Linked DNA regions of Homo sapiens: region 2 is linked to region 1. A link is a contact called in ENCODE Hi-C data. All regions are on one chromosome and are shown on one strand. Each heading gives the region's core, a stretch centred on a gene start or an enhancer-like site at or near the end of the contact. The rest is flanking DNA. Distances are from core to core; before and after follow the strand shown. Region 1 has its middle 22 kb from the start of ANXA1. Region 2 overlaps TRPM3 (transient receptor potential cation channel subfamily M member 3).

Region 1 (7,393 bases), core at 299-2,798:
GCTAATTTGCATTGGCACTATGTCAGTTTCATATATTGGGGACAGAATTTTAAATATAGAGGCTACTCTATTCCTTTACTGGTTTGTTTACAGGATTAGGTATACAAAAGAATTCATTCATCCAGTAACTTTACCTGAGTTTGTGTAATGAAACCTTGAATCATCAAGTTTTTTTAAAATTAAACTTAACAAAACTTTCATTGAAAATGAAAATTAAGGCCAGGCGCAGTGGCTCACACCTGTAATCCCAGCATTTAGGGAGGCCAAGGTCACAAGTTTGAGACTAGCCTGGCAACATGGTGAAACCCTGTCTCTACTAAAAGTACAAAAATTAGCTGGGCGTGGTGGCAGGTGCCTGTAATACCAGCTACTCAGAAGGCTGAGGCAGAAGAATCACTTGAACCCAGGAGGTGGAGGTTGCTATGAGTTGAGACCGCACCAATGCACTCCAGAGCCTGGGCGACAGAACAAGGCTCTGTCACAAAAAAAAAAAAAAAAAAAAAAAAAAAACCAAAAAAAACCCAAAAAAAACTAAAAGTAGTAAAAAAAAACAAAAAAAAAACTTTAACAAAAATAAACCTTATAATTCAATTTTACAGAATCAATCATTACAAAGTAAATCTATAGGTTACAGAATAAAACAATGGCATTAGGTGACAATTTGAAGCTAGAATTGATGAAACTGCTGCCAGTGAGTACCCATCTATTTCACCGTGTCATTTTCCTACACTTCTGTACCCTTGAAGTGAAGATAAACTGTTAATTTACACTGTCAGGGTGAGGGATGCCCCCTCTGAAGACATTAGCTGTCAATTTAGGAACAAAAGGAGAGGCAGATTTGGGTTGTTTTATTTATTTATTTATTTATTTATTTATTTTTATGACTCAGCTTCCAAGTTTAACTCTTCCCTTTTGGCATAGTGAATTTGGGGTCCTGAGCTTTTCTTTTCCTTTCACAACAGTAAGGAAAAATTTTTTAAAGATAAAAGTGTGTCCTGAAATCAGACAAGTTTAGGTTTTCTTTTGGAAATGATTCTTTCACCATTTTTCATGTTTTATGATGAAAGTGAAGTTATTTTGGAAAAGAAATACATTATTTTTTGTATTCTTTGAAGTTCTCTGAACGTGTTTCTATATTTTTAAAGGCACCTGATCAAATTTCTCTAAGAGTTTGGCCCATAAGGAAAACAGATTAGTAGAAACCTTATGAAGCTGAAGGAAAACAAGTGAATTATTTATTATTCCACTTTTTCTAATTTCGTTGTATGTTCAGAACCACCACAATGCTTATCGTGTTATTATCAGAAGACTATACGTCATAAAACAGAAATGAAAGGACCGTTCTTATGAAAAACACTGAAGAAAGAGAAGAGGGACGTTAGAAAACATTGCCAAAGATGTGGGAGGGCCAGAAATATTACAAATACTAAAAACGGATGAGGAGAGAAGGTAACAGCATGGGCTTCTGCAGCTGTAGCGTTTAATGCTGGAAACTCCAGGCGCTCCGAAGCCCCACGGCTGAGCCTGTCTCAGCATGTTTCTCTTTTGAGTCTGTGTGCTGGCAAGGCATTTCCTCGGCTGGTTGCTATAGAAATAATTATACTACACAACTTTGAGAAGCAGAAGCAGACGGAAGTTACAGCAGAAACACTGTCATCTTGGTGTTGTTCTAATAGCCTTAGGATTCGAAAATGAGGCAAAATTAAAAACAAAAAGCACCATTATTTAAATTGAAAATTTAGAAATGTGGGTTATTGTTCAAGTATTCAAAGTCAGCACTACAGAACAGTTAAGTGAGTGTTCTTACACCGAAGTCCTCAGAGCCACTTGGCAAATGCTAGAGAAAACAGGAAGTAAGGACCTCTGTCAAGCAGAAGAATGTCTGATTTTAATCAGGAAATTGAGGATAAGTTTATTTTTGAAGGGATGATATCATCCGGTGAATGGCCTCTTTTGTTTGTAGTATATGCTGGAATGTCACCACCTTGGGAAAAAGTATTCAAAAATTCATAGCCTTTTTTTTTTACTAACACCATATTCACTTTGATTCTTTCTTTTAAATTTTATTTCTTGTGAGATTTATCAACTATGTGTGATTGCATATGCATATTTGTATGTGCAGATATAGACATATAGATATGTCTTTCAATTTTCTCTGTTCTCTTCCGTCTATTTTTTGATCTTTCTCGTTCCCGGTACCACAGTATCTTAATTTCTAAAGTTTTGTAATGAATTTTGATGTCTGAAAGGGCAATCCCAACATCCTTTTCTTCATGTCGCCAAGAAGCTAACAATTTTCCATTAGGAAACAGCCAGCCACATTTCCCAGTTTTGGCATGGTAACATACTGAAGACTCCTGTGATAGTAATTGTAGCTTTTTAGTCATTACAAAGTAAAAGATGACAGAGTTAAGAAAGGACTTAAACTGCAAGACCATTCATTAGTTCTACAATGGGTATCAATTTTCATTTGACTCATCTGATGTTGACTACTTAGAATTCCAGCTTTTAAACAAAAGCTAAGTTTAATCTGTCTATCTACCCAAGTTAATCATTCTGTATTAAGTATTCCTGTCTATTTTAGTTTATCTCAAGGATTTCAAATAATTCAACCAATTAACAATCTAGGATAAAGGGATAACTATAATAATATTTGCATTTTGAGAATCAATAATAATTGATTCTCGAAGGTCTACTTCAAGTTTAATAAATGGAATAAATTAAATATATCAAATGGACAATTCCAAAAAACTTTTATTTACATAAAAATTTTAACAACCATTCAAAACTGAATATAGTAAATGTTAAATGAACAAGATAGCTGTTTGGAGAACGTGATTTCTACTAAGAGATAGAGGTCATCGAGAAAGGTTACTGTAAGCCTTAAAACATGAAATAGCACTCACATAGAGAAGGTGCCAAAGGGTATTCCAGAGACGAGAAGCATCATTACCCAAGATAAAGAGACTAGAATATGCATAGTGGACTCCCTGGTTGTAATTCAAATTATAAGTGGATTATTTTTAAAATGTATACAACTGTATGCACAGAAATCTCTGCTGTGTATGCTTGTGGCATTGCAGCTTCCTTCTGTGGGTCTGAGAATTGGTGCAGGTTTTTAAACTGGGTCAAGAAGTAATATTCCGTGGGCATTGATGACATGAGGCTTCCAATTGCTCATCCAGTTTTAATCATCCTTGATTATGTATAGCCAACCACGCTCTTGTTGTCTATCCATCTATTTTTTCTCGATAAACACCTTGGGATATCAGCCATCACCATAGATCTCTAGTGGTTGACTATATTGCACTTGACCCCTGATATTCTGGAATATAATCATTTCCATTGACACTAGGGAGCCCAGTTCTCTAACAGTATTGCCTACTGTCAACTTCGGTCCAGCTATCACTAAGCTTCTCAAATATGCCAATCCCTCCATCAATAGCACATTCCTTATCAGCTTTGTGATGAGAATGTTCTCTGGCCCTTCAATGAACATAATCAGCTGGTAGTCTCTCTGGTGTTACACAATAGAATCATTCTAGCATGCTCACTTCTCTGAGCCTTTTGAGCCCTTCCTCAAAACTCTGCTAAAGCAGTTCTGTCATCTCTGCTTAATTTAATGTGAGCCTTTTTCTTCCCCCTACAGAACTTTTAGTAACCATCCAAGCAGCGTATTAGAACCATTCCCAGGTGCTCTTGTTAGGGAGTTTTCAGTCATGGAAGAATGTTCCCTTGTTGACAAATGTTCCTTTATCAAGCTTCTCTCTCACTATCCCCAGCTCTCACCCCAATCCAGCGCTATCAAGATATACTTCCTGGCATGCTGTCCTGATTCCTTTTGCTGCAAATTAATCACGTCTTGATGTTCTTTTGGAGAGTAATTTTTTCCCTTCCCTGGTTGGCCCATGCTGAGACTTAGATACAGAACTAGAAGACAGGAGAGAAAGTGAAGTCAGATCTTGATAAGGACAAATATCATCGTCAAAGGCATCCATCTCGGTTGAGGTTTTGGTGTGGCCTTCAAGCAAGAGAAAGCTGCTATGTTCCAGCAAAACTAAATAAGCCACTCTTATATGCCCAGGGGTTCAAAGGAATCTGCGAGTTCTATAATTTTGAGCACATCCACCTACAATTCTCTGCACCATCTCTATCAGGGTTCTGACTTAGCATAAAACCTTGCCAAGGCTATTAACTCATCTTTTGTTGTATTTCTACTACTTTTATAGTAAAGTTTATCATCCAGTCTTCCTTTCAATCTGTCTTCTAGCTATAGAAAGCATGGGTTTCTTTAAATGCTGCCCTGGAGTCCTCCAATCTTTCATACCATGCCCCTGGTTAGTAACGGACAAACCTGAGCTTGTCAATTTTCTTCTTCGGCACAATGACACTTAGCAACAACCAACCAATTTCCAAATCTTATAATTAATAAATCCCCCCATAGCTCTGAAATGCATGTGTAGTCTCCTTTCATCTGTATCCCATGCCAACTCACCACTGGCAAAAGTTATGCAATGACAGTGCTAGAGTTTTCAGTTTTTAACAGTTTAATCTCCAACAGTGTGATCCAGTTGTTATCCAGATGGCAAGTGATCTAACTCAGAATCCCTTCCTAAGTGTATGCTTCCTAGGACCACTTCTGAAATAACCTATTTTCAAGTTGCGTTTCTTCATTAGTTTCCTAGGGTTGCTATAAGAAAGTACCACAAACTTGCTGGCATATAACAACAGAAATTTAGTCTCTCACACTTCTGGAGGATAGAAGTTCCAAATTAAGGTCTCGGTAGGGTTGATTTCCTCTGGGTGCTCCAAACGAAATTATGTCCTGTGCTTCTCTCCTGCCTTCTGGTGGTTTGCTGGCAATCTTTGCCATTGCTTGGCTTATAGATGCACCATTCCAATATTTACATCTGGTTTCACATGGCACTCTCCTTTTTGTGTCCTTGTGGTCAGATAACATTCTCCCTGAGTGTCTCTATCTCTGTGTCCAAGTTTCCCTCTTCTTATAATGGCACCATTCATATTGGATTTAGGGCCCACTCTAACATAGTGTCATTATCTCACCCTACCTTAATTACATCTACAATGATTGCATTTCCAAATAAGGTCATATTTACAGGTTAGGACCTTAAGATATATTTTTAAAGGACACAATTCAACCCATAACAGCATTCGAAAGACAAATCTTATGATGAAAATTTGTGTGTAACTTATGTATTAGAGTATATTCCCAAGAAATTACAGAGAAATGGGAATAATAACAGAAGAAGACCAATAAAGGATGCATTATCAAGCAATTTCCAATGAAGTACATCTTTTGTTCAAGCCTGCCATGCATTTCTGGGCACAGTATAGATCTCAACTCTGAATTGGTCAATAGAGGTAAAGTCTTACCTGTGCACCTACCAGTCATTGATTTAGAGCTATGACTGAGGGAATGTAAATTTCCAGGCATATTTAGTTCCCTTTTGTGCAGATAAAGTGGTTGTGACAGCCTGAATTGCAGGTCCCTCACCCAGATTCATAAGTTAAGGTCCTAACCCACAGTACATCAGAATGTGACTTGTTTTGGAGATAGGGCCTTTAAAGAGAAATGGCCTCTCTCCTTGCCATACCACGTGAGAGAGTTTTCTCAGAAAAACCAAACCTGCTGATGCTTTAATCTTACATTTCTGGCTTCTGGACCTTGAGAAAATAAATGTTTATTGTTTAAGACACCCAGTCTTAAAGACACCCCTAGCAAACTAATACAGCAGCCACTGATAATCACAGGGTGCTGTCTCATGGGACTGAGAGCACACTGAGGCAGCTATGAATGTAGTGAAAGAGCCATCAGAGGGAAGAGCACCCATGGTGTCTTCTCTGGCCCTAAGCCTTCATTGCCAGGAAACCATTTGCAGAACACCTGATTTCTGTCCTCACAATTTTAGCTTTTGCTCCATTAGACATCCTGTTTTTTCCAGAAAAGGAACCTGAAATTGCCACTCATACTTGGTCAATGTAGGCTGCTCTAAAAAGTTTACCCAGGATAGCTTTTATATAATAGAGTATCAACTATGGACCCGGGAAGATCATTTGGATACATCTTGACGTTTCTCCACCTGCTGATAAAAGTGAATGAGTAAATACAGCAGCTGTAGTAGGATGAGGGCAGGGTACCAAGAGCACAGTTCCTTCAAGGCTGAGGAAATGTGTCCCCCACAGAATGATCAATTTAGACCACCAGGTACAACATTAACCGAGGATAAGGAAAGTCTAGGATACTGGAAGAATAAAAAGAACACTTAGTTGATTGATTACTATTAAAGCCTCTGCTTAGTTTAATATATATTAAATTCTGTTTTCTTAACTGCACACACAGGGATTTCCATCACAGTCCTAAAAAACAAAATGCATAGCCAACTTTGAGAATTGTTGTCTATATGTAAGAAAAAAATGCAGTAAACAATCACACAAGTGGCAGAACCTCTTTGCTTCCATAAAGGACTAATAATAAGACCCATATTTTAGTCTACTTTGTTAAATCTGATTGTACATAATTTTATATTTCCAAATCTAATTAATATAATGACTCATTGAATGACATTCTACCATATAGTAAAATGTTAAAGTTGATCTTACTTTTTTCGCTCCTCATCTCTATTGTTTGTATGATTTTTTTTTTTTTTTTTTTGAGACGGCATCTTGCTCCGTCACACATGCTGGAGTGCAGAGGCACGACCTTGGCTCACTGCAACCTCCGCCTGCTGGGTTCAAGCAATTCTCCTGCCTCAGCCTCCCGAGTAGCTGGGATTACAGGTGCATGCCACCACGCCTGGCTAATTTTTGTATTTTTAGTACAGACTGGGTTTCATCATGTTGGCCAGGCTGGTCTCGAACTCCTGACCTCGTGATCCACCTGCCTTGACCTCCCAAAGTGCTGGGATTACAGGCGTGAGCCACTGTATCCGGCCTGTTTGTATGGTTGTTATCTTTACCTGGGATTATAATTTTACATATTCATTGCCTGCAAAAGATATTTACTATGAATCTTTAACTCCAAAATTAATATACCTAACATCTTTCTTATTATCTAAAAAAATTACAAGAATGATGATCCAGCTTTCAAACTTTTAAGAACAAAACATAGAGATGCAGTTCTTAATAGAAAGAGATACAAAATGGTAAATGTGGTATAGTATTTTTTATTCAAATTAGGAATATTTTATATAAATATATACAAAAATTAGGTGATTATATTTTTATTCTGTCAAATATAAGAATTGATGTGAAATCATTTAGTACTATTTTTAATAATAGAAATTGAAAATGTTGCATGTTACTTTATAAGTGACATGAGAAATTAATGTAAAAGGGGCTTTGGGTTATCTTCAAGAATGAATTTATGTGGGGA
Region 2 (6,895 bases), core at 3,404-5,903, 2.6 Mb after region 1:
AGTAGAATTGCATCTTACACATATATTTTATTGTAGCCAGTTCACATATCCAATTCAGGCATGAGGCTACTCCCTTATATCTTGTTAGCTTAACTTAGTATTCAAGCTGGACTTGACCCCAATTGCTTTCTTTTAGCTCTCCACTCTCCTGTCTTTTTTTCTCTCTCATCTCTCTCTTCTCTCTCTCCTGTGTGTGTATGCGTATATTTGTATGATCATTGAGAATGCAGCACAAAGCGTGAATATTAACTGTCCCCTTTTTACTAAATAGTTGCACAAGATGTAGAGAAAGGAAGACAGAACATTCTTTTATAAACTCCCTAAGTCCGTAAATACCCCCACGAATACTGGCCTATCAGAGCCCAGCAAACAGTTTTTGTTTCACAATTCGACAAGGGATATAAGTGGAAAAAGCCCAACTTGTTTTCTTTCTATGTAGGATCCAGAAACTAGCCAATTTTTATACGACTTGTGGTTTAGTTTTAGGATTTTCCCACAGGTCTATTCAGACCAACTTGGCCAAAGGAAATGCCGTTCACATAGCATTGTTTAGAGTGGCACTGCATGAAGCATTCGCTTATTAAAAATGTGATGGCCATATTTAAAAAAAAATGTAGGTTAGATTTGACATGTCACCAGTTTGTACTCTGGAGAGTGTATGTGTTGGCGAAGTGAAGCCATCTAATTTTCAAATACTCTAATGAATATTATCAACTTAGTTGATCTTTGCTGTGTATGTGCATGTGCACAATTCCAGGCATAAAAGAAAAATACAGATTATCTGTAAGCCACCTTGAAAGTAGCAACCCTCCTGTCTTCATGAATACTGAAAATGAGAATTTAAATCTACCCTTTCTCTTTACATACTTTATGATGGGTGTCATTGTTGAGTGAAACTGTCTAGAAAATTGTTCAGGTTAACCTCTGGCTATAGCTTCAGTTTGGGTTTCTTGCCTGGAAAAAGTTTAAGGTGCTTAAGGAACAGAAGGATTTTTCCCGCATCCAAGCTTATTGTTCTTTGACACAGCAGGTGCAGTAAACAGTGTGAGCTAAGCAGCAACCACTAAGGAGTTTAACTGCAGTGAGAAAAGCTGGGTTTCTGCCCTGATGTCGTCAGTAAGAACCTTGTTCCCTCTCCCAAACCTCATACTGTGAGGTTTTCATCTACCTATAAAGGTTGGTTTTGCTCAAACCAGATTAGAAATCAGCTTTCTCTTGGCAGACTGCTGTTTGGCCAATAAAGGCAGGGCAGCTGTGTATGTGGGTGGGATTGAGAGGAAACCTGAGCCCTCCCTGGCACGCATTTTCCTTCGCCCTCCATTTCTTACAGTAGGTGGACATAGAAAGGAGTCTGAGAGTCACTGTTGCAGACTGCACAGGACCAACATTCAGCTGCCTTCAGATCTCCCCCAACTAGGTACAGCAGGGCCATTCCCTATTTCATGTAAGGGCATTGAGGATCTGGTGGGGAAAATAGAAATCATGAAGAGAGGGTTTACTTAGTAGATAAGAAACCATCAGGCCAGAGGTGGAATGGATGAGGAGCAATTACTCAGTTTCTTTAATAAATCCAATAAACGATTACAATAAATAATAACGCCTTACTGTTATAAGTTTATCTCCTTGCCTTGGAGCTTGATTTGATCCTCTGAGGTCCTTCCAAAGCCTCCACATGCTGCTTTCCCTGCTCCCACCTCTCGGTGCTCTTTCCTCTTCTCCAGCTACTCCCTGGCATTACTCCAGACCAGGGACCTTCTTGTGCTCACAGGATGTAGCTCTAAGCAGTGCCTGGTGCTTAGAGCATCCTTTCCCCAGAGAGCCACTTAGCCAACTCCCTCATCTGAGGTTGGAGTCTTTGTTCAAATCTTGCCTTCTTAGTGTGGCTTACCACCACCACCCGTGGGCTTCCCGCATCACACCTGATCCTTCCTACCCTGTATTCTGTACTTTCTCCCACAGCATTTATCACCTACTGACAGCCTGCTTAGCTTATTTATCTATTATGCTATTGTTTCTTTTCTGTCCATCCACTATCACCACCACCATCCCTTTCCCAGTATAGATAGTCTAGGGGCAGGGATCTTTGATGTTTCGCTCACTGATGCATCCCGAGCACTTAGAATAGTGCCTGGTACACAATAGGGGCTCCATAAATACCTGTTGAATGAATGATGAGGGAAGCTGGAAATGTGTCATCATCACTGTTATTAACACTATTTCTATTATCATCATTAGGTCAGGCTTAGAAATGAGGACACTGAGGCTCAGACACATCAAAGGACTTACCCATAGGACATAGATGGCAAAATGCCAGATCTAAGTCTCAATCTGAACCTACCCAAGGTTAGTGCCTTGTGTCTAGTGACTTCACAAAATGATTTAGTAATGTGGGATAATGTGATTATTTAAAATATAATTTAAAAAATGATGAACAGCAAAGTGCCTTGCCTATTCTTTCCCTCTTGGCCCGCCCCCGCCCCCACCGCAATTCACTTGATTGGTATCTCAGTTTATTATTTTTTAACAGATAAATCTAGGCTGGGCACAGTGGCTCATGCCTGTAATCCCAGCACTTTGGGAGGCCAAGGTGGGTGGATCACATGAGGTCAGCGGTTCGAGACCAGCCTGACCAACATGGCAAAACCTTGTCTCTACTAAAAATACAAAATCAGTTGGGCATGGTAGCTTGTGCCTGTAATCCCAGCTACTTGGGAGGCTGAGGCAGGAGAATCACTTGAACCCAGGAGTTGGAGGTTGCAGTGAGCTGAGATCACACCATTGCACTCCAGCCTGAGCAACAAGAGCAAAACTCTGTCTCAAAAAAAAAATAAAAATAAAAACAGATAAATCTGCCAAGATGAAAATGTTTATTTGTTGTATTTTAACTGACGTGTCAATGTTGCTCTGGGAAAGAATAACGTTGTTAGCCCACTATACAAGGGTGTGCTGTCACCCAACTATTTTATCATATTCCTAGCAGTTCATATGCAGCATACATTTGGACACATAGTCCCAACACAAGAGCCAACAGCTGCTTAGATTCTAAGCGGAATGTGGACTGCCTATTGTCTGGATTCTTGGTTGTTTGAGGAGCATCACTTGAAGCGTGAAAAGCTCAAGTTTTAACAGTAAACAGAGCTTGGGATCCAGAGGGCACAGAGAGGAATTAGTGCCTGCAGATCAGAGAGATTCGAGCCTGAACCGTGAGCTGTAAGTACAGATGTGTTTCTTGCATTGTCTCTTACCAGGGGATTTGTAAATAATGTCAGCAGGAACTTATTTGCTTATATACGCATTCCTGAATATTAGGAGCCACATTGATCATTTCTGTAGATATCATATAACCCCTCAGGCACAATGCAATGGGAGTCGACAAGAGCCATAGATTATTTCTTTGGAGGTGGTGTAGCCTCATGTCCCCTGATGTGCATTTACACATAGACATGCAGTCTGGCTCACTGGACTGATCCTTCCAGGCACAGAGAGCCCTGATATGAGGTTGCTGGTTCTTTTCCTAAGAAGGCCCCTCTTGAAGAGGGCCCTGGCTCTTCCCTCTTTGAATACTCTAATACCCTAAATATGCATGGGCTTCTGAAAAGTAATACAATTCCATTTTAAACAGAAACAACAAGCATATTCCTTAGTGTGTGGCCTGTAGGCTGAGGTAGTGTGGACTCACAGGGAAAACCTTCCACAGTAAAGGCAATGAGAATGGACTCCAGCTCCCTTCACCTACAGGGGAAGGGGTGCCTCCTCCTGCCCTCATTGCTCAGAAAGGTGTATTGTTGCGTGTCAGGGAGTTGTGATGAATTATAGGTAGGTGGACAGCAACACAAAAATCTGAAAGAGTAACTTATTTTATGTTTTCTCTGAAATTTTTCTGTTGTTTTGGTTTGAAGAAGGAAAGAACTTATCTAATCCTATTTCGTATATGCAAATATCAAAAGGAAGGTGTAATGATGATGATGAGGCAAGCCCTGAGTAAAACTGAGTTAAACACAATTATTTCCATTCTTCTAACCCTTCCCAGAGCTTCCCTCTCCCTTCTCACAGCCCCTCCCTTCTCTGATGAAACTACTAGGCAAGGAAACTGATTCCTTCTGAAGTCTTAGCGACTATGTTCTCAACCAGAGAAAAATGTTGATTGTAAGAAAACAAAACTACACAGAGTAGGTTCAATAAAGACTGACTGTAAGTGCCTAAGAGAAAACCACAGAGGCATTCAAAGACAGGAAGCAGAGCACGACATGCGTGAGCTGACTGGGAACAAAACCAGAAGTGGTTTTGTAAAGTCAGAATCAGAAGACATGACCACACTCATCTGCTTTTCTCTATACTTCTCTCCTGCCTCAATCAATAATCAATCAATCATTTCTCTCTTTCTCTCTTGCTCTCTCTCCCATTTCCTTTCTCCCTTCCTCCACCATCCCTCTCTCATATGGCTTGCTTTACATGACCCAGTGAGGTCAGGCTCTATATGTTCTTTAAGTACATGCCATCATCTAACTTAAGTCTCTGCACTTCTGTTTTATTTCTAAACACAAAGAGTCTGATTAGTCACTGGCCATTCAATGAACTCACTCCTTCTTGGTCAATGGTGGAATCTGCTCCAATCATCTGTAGCCTGAATTGGGTGAAAGGAGAAGTGAAGAAATGAGGAAAGGACTTTGTCAGCCTGAAGGACGTAGGGCTACCTCTTCCAGCTGTGAGCAGGGCAAGGGAAATTTAGCTTGTTTATCAGGTATCTATCAACACAAAAATGATACAGGAAAAACCACCCTAGAATTCAGAACTTAACGCCATAAGCACGTATTGAGCTCAGAAGACTGAGAGTTGGCTGCATGGTTCTTCTGGTCTGGGCTGGGCTCAATCACCTGCCAGGAGGTCAGCGGGCTATCACCTCCTCCAGAACAGCCTCAGCTCAGAAAACAAGCACCTAGAAGCAAAGGTTCCCTGTGTTTCATTCTCCAACAGGCTAGCTCATGCATGTCTCTTATGGTAATGGCGGAAGCCAAAAAGTGGAAACAGAAACATTAAGGGCTTTTCCAAGGTTCTGTGTGGGTCACATTTGCTAACATTCCATTCACCAAAGCAAACCACATGGCCAAACTCAGAATCAAGAGGTGAAGAAAGAGATCCCACCTGTTTAGTGATAGAAACTCTAACATCACATGACAAAGCAGTGTGGATCCAGGGAGGGGAGAGAAATTGGGGCTGTTAATGCAATCGATCTCCTAATCATGACAGCAAACCCACTGGCGTGTACAATAGGCTAGTTTAGATATATATTCTTCCAAGGCAAGATTTGCATAAAATATTTCTGATATTAATTCCTGATGCAAAATAATGAAATACTAAGGTTAGAATTTTGAAGCCCTCTTCAAATAAATAATTTTTGTTTCCAGGTAAAGCTAGATATATAGGATAGGAAGAACATGGAACCAAGTAACAGGGAATTGAATTCTCCCCACTTCTCCCCCAGGACGCTCTTCCCCCCATACCTCCCCCCTGCCCAACACACACACAACATACCTAGATTTGCGACATCCTGCTAATTTACTGGATTAAAAAATGAGACATTGAGCTTAATAGTGGGTTCTGAATAGCTCAAAGCTGAAACTGTGTGCACATAGCAGATAGACCAGAAGCCAAGATGGCCCTGAAGAGTTGGAGGCTATATCATTGGTCCCTTTTTTTCCCCAGGTAGGGGCTGAATTCCATTTAATGCAGTGGGAGCTAGTTTGCTTTTCTACCAGGAATAAAAAGATTAAGGTTCTACAAGTGGCCTACAGTTGGCTCCTGGGATAGATGATTCAGTTTGGGGCAAATTCAAGTCTTTTGCTCCTTTTCCTGGAATCGTGGAGTGACAAAATATCAGGAATAGATGGAGTTTAGAGATAATCTAATCCAGCATTTCCCAAACTTCAGTCAACCACATACCCCCATTCACTAGTTTATAACCTTTGTTCTACTCTTAAATATTTTTTGTTAAATTGGCTCATTTTTTAGAAACTTAATTTATTTTTAAAGATTTAGGGTCACAAGTTGAAAATCAGTATCATTTGACATAAATAGAGGATAACCACAAAATAAACAGAATGAAAAACGCTACATTGTTGTGAAATTCTACCAGATGCTTGAGCTCAGTCTTTCCTAAAAAAGGGAATTTAGCAAACATTAAGGAAGTGTTAAAAGAATAGTATGCTTAAACTAACACTTTCTCTCTGATGGCGTCAGGAAGATGGAAAGAAGCTTGACAGTGTCATCCCTTACTATCTAGTTCAGTGCCATTTAATGCCCTGCTTGTGTGTCCTAAAGCCATCTTGGACTTCCCAAGCTGTGTGTCTGTTGCACTGTAGAGAATATCAATAACCCAACTCCCTTTGTTCATGGATGGAGAAACCAAGGCCTCCCACCAATTTCCAGTGGCTGCCTTTGCGCCATATCATTATCAGTTAGCATCTTACCTAGTGTTTGGGTTAGGTGAAGAGAAAAAACTTAAGCCACAAAAGAAGTAAAAGGGGATGCTAGTAGATGGTGCTTTTGACTCTAGAAAGTTGGGCTTGCCTGGTTTTCAGCGACCTTTGCTCTTCTTGTCCATTATAAGAGGATATTGGCAGTCACCTACTGAAAGCAATAGAAAGAGCCTCATGTTTCCACAGAGAAAACCTCCACCTGGACCCACCACAATCAAAGAGCCTCAGATAAGGAAACTTCTAGAAAGATGTAGCCATGCAAAGGGAGGCATCTCCAGTTGTCTTGCCAAGGAAAACGTTGTGTCAGGAAAAGGCCAAAGGGCAGCGTTATCTAAATCAAATTTGTCCTCCCAGTAAAGCCACAGCAGCTGTGCTAATGGCATTCTAAATCCTCCATGGCGAACTGTATAGATTTTCAA

Evidence for each region. A loop is a pair of places that touch in the nucleus more often than their neighbours do. Pooled maps may share reads with other maps.
Region 2: a map of naive thymus-derived CD4-positive, alpha-beta T cell shows a loop between it and region 1 (4-fold over the local background). The contact joins two enhancer-like sites. A Hi-C loop is called at or near these places in 1 of 168 maps with a recorded cell type or tissue (naive thymus-derived CD4-positive, alpha-beta T cell), 2 of 37 single-sample maps with no recorded cell type and 7 of 50 pooled maps.

Annotation. Positions count from the first base shown.
Region 1 is chr9:73,126,631-73,134,023 of GRCh38, reverse strand. No RefSeq gene overlaps it. Among named protein-coding and RNA genes, the nearest start is that of ANXA1, 22 kb to the left of the region's middle. RefSeq lists an enhancer at 1,233-1,652. Within about 2 kb of position 1,548, at least 38 of the 41 ENCODE cell types and tissues checked have a DNase peak (open chromatin) inside an H3K27ac peak, as active enhancers do.
Region 2 is chr9:70,561,234-70,568,128 of GRCh38, reverse strand. All of the region lies in intron 22 of TRPM3 (transient receptor potential cation channel subfamily M member 3), which reads left to right. Among named protein-coding and RNA genes, the nearest start is that of KLF9, 150 kb to the right of the region's middle. Within about 2 kb of position 4,653, at least 7 of the 41 ENCODE cell types and tissues checked have a DNase peak (open chromatin) inside an H3K27ac peak, as active enhancers do.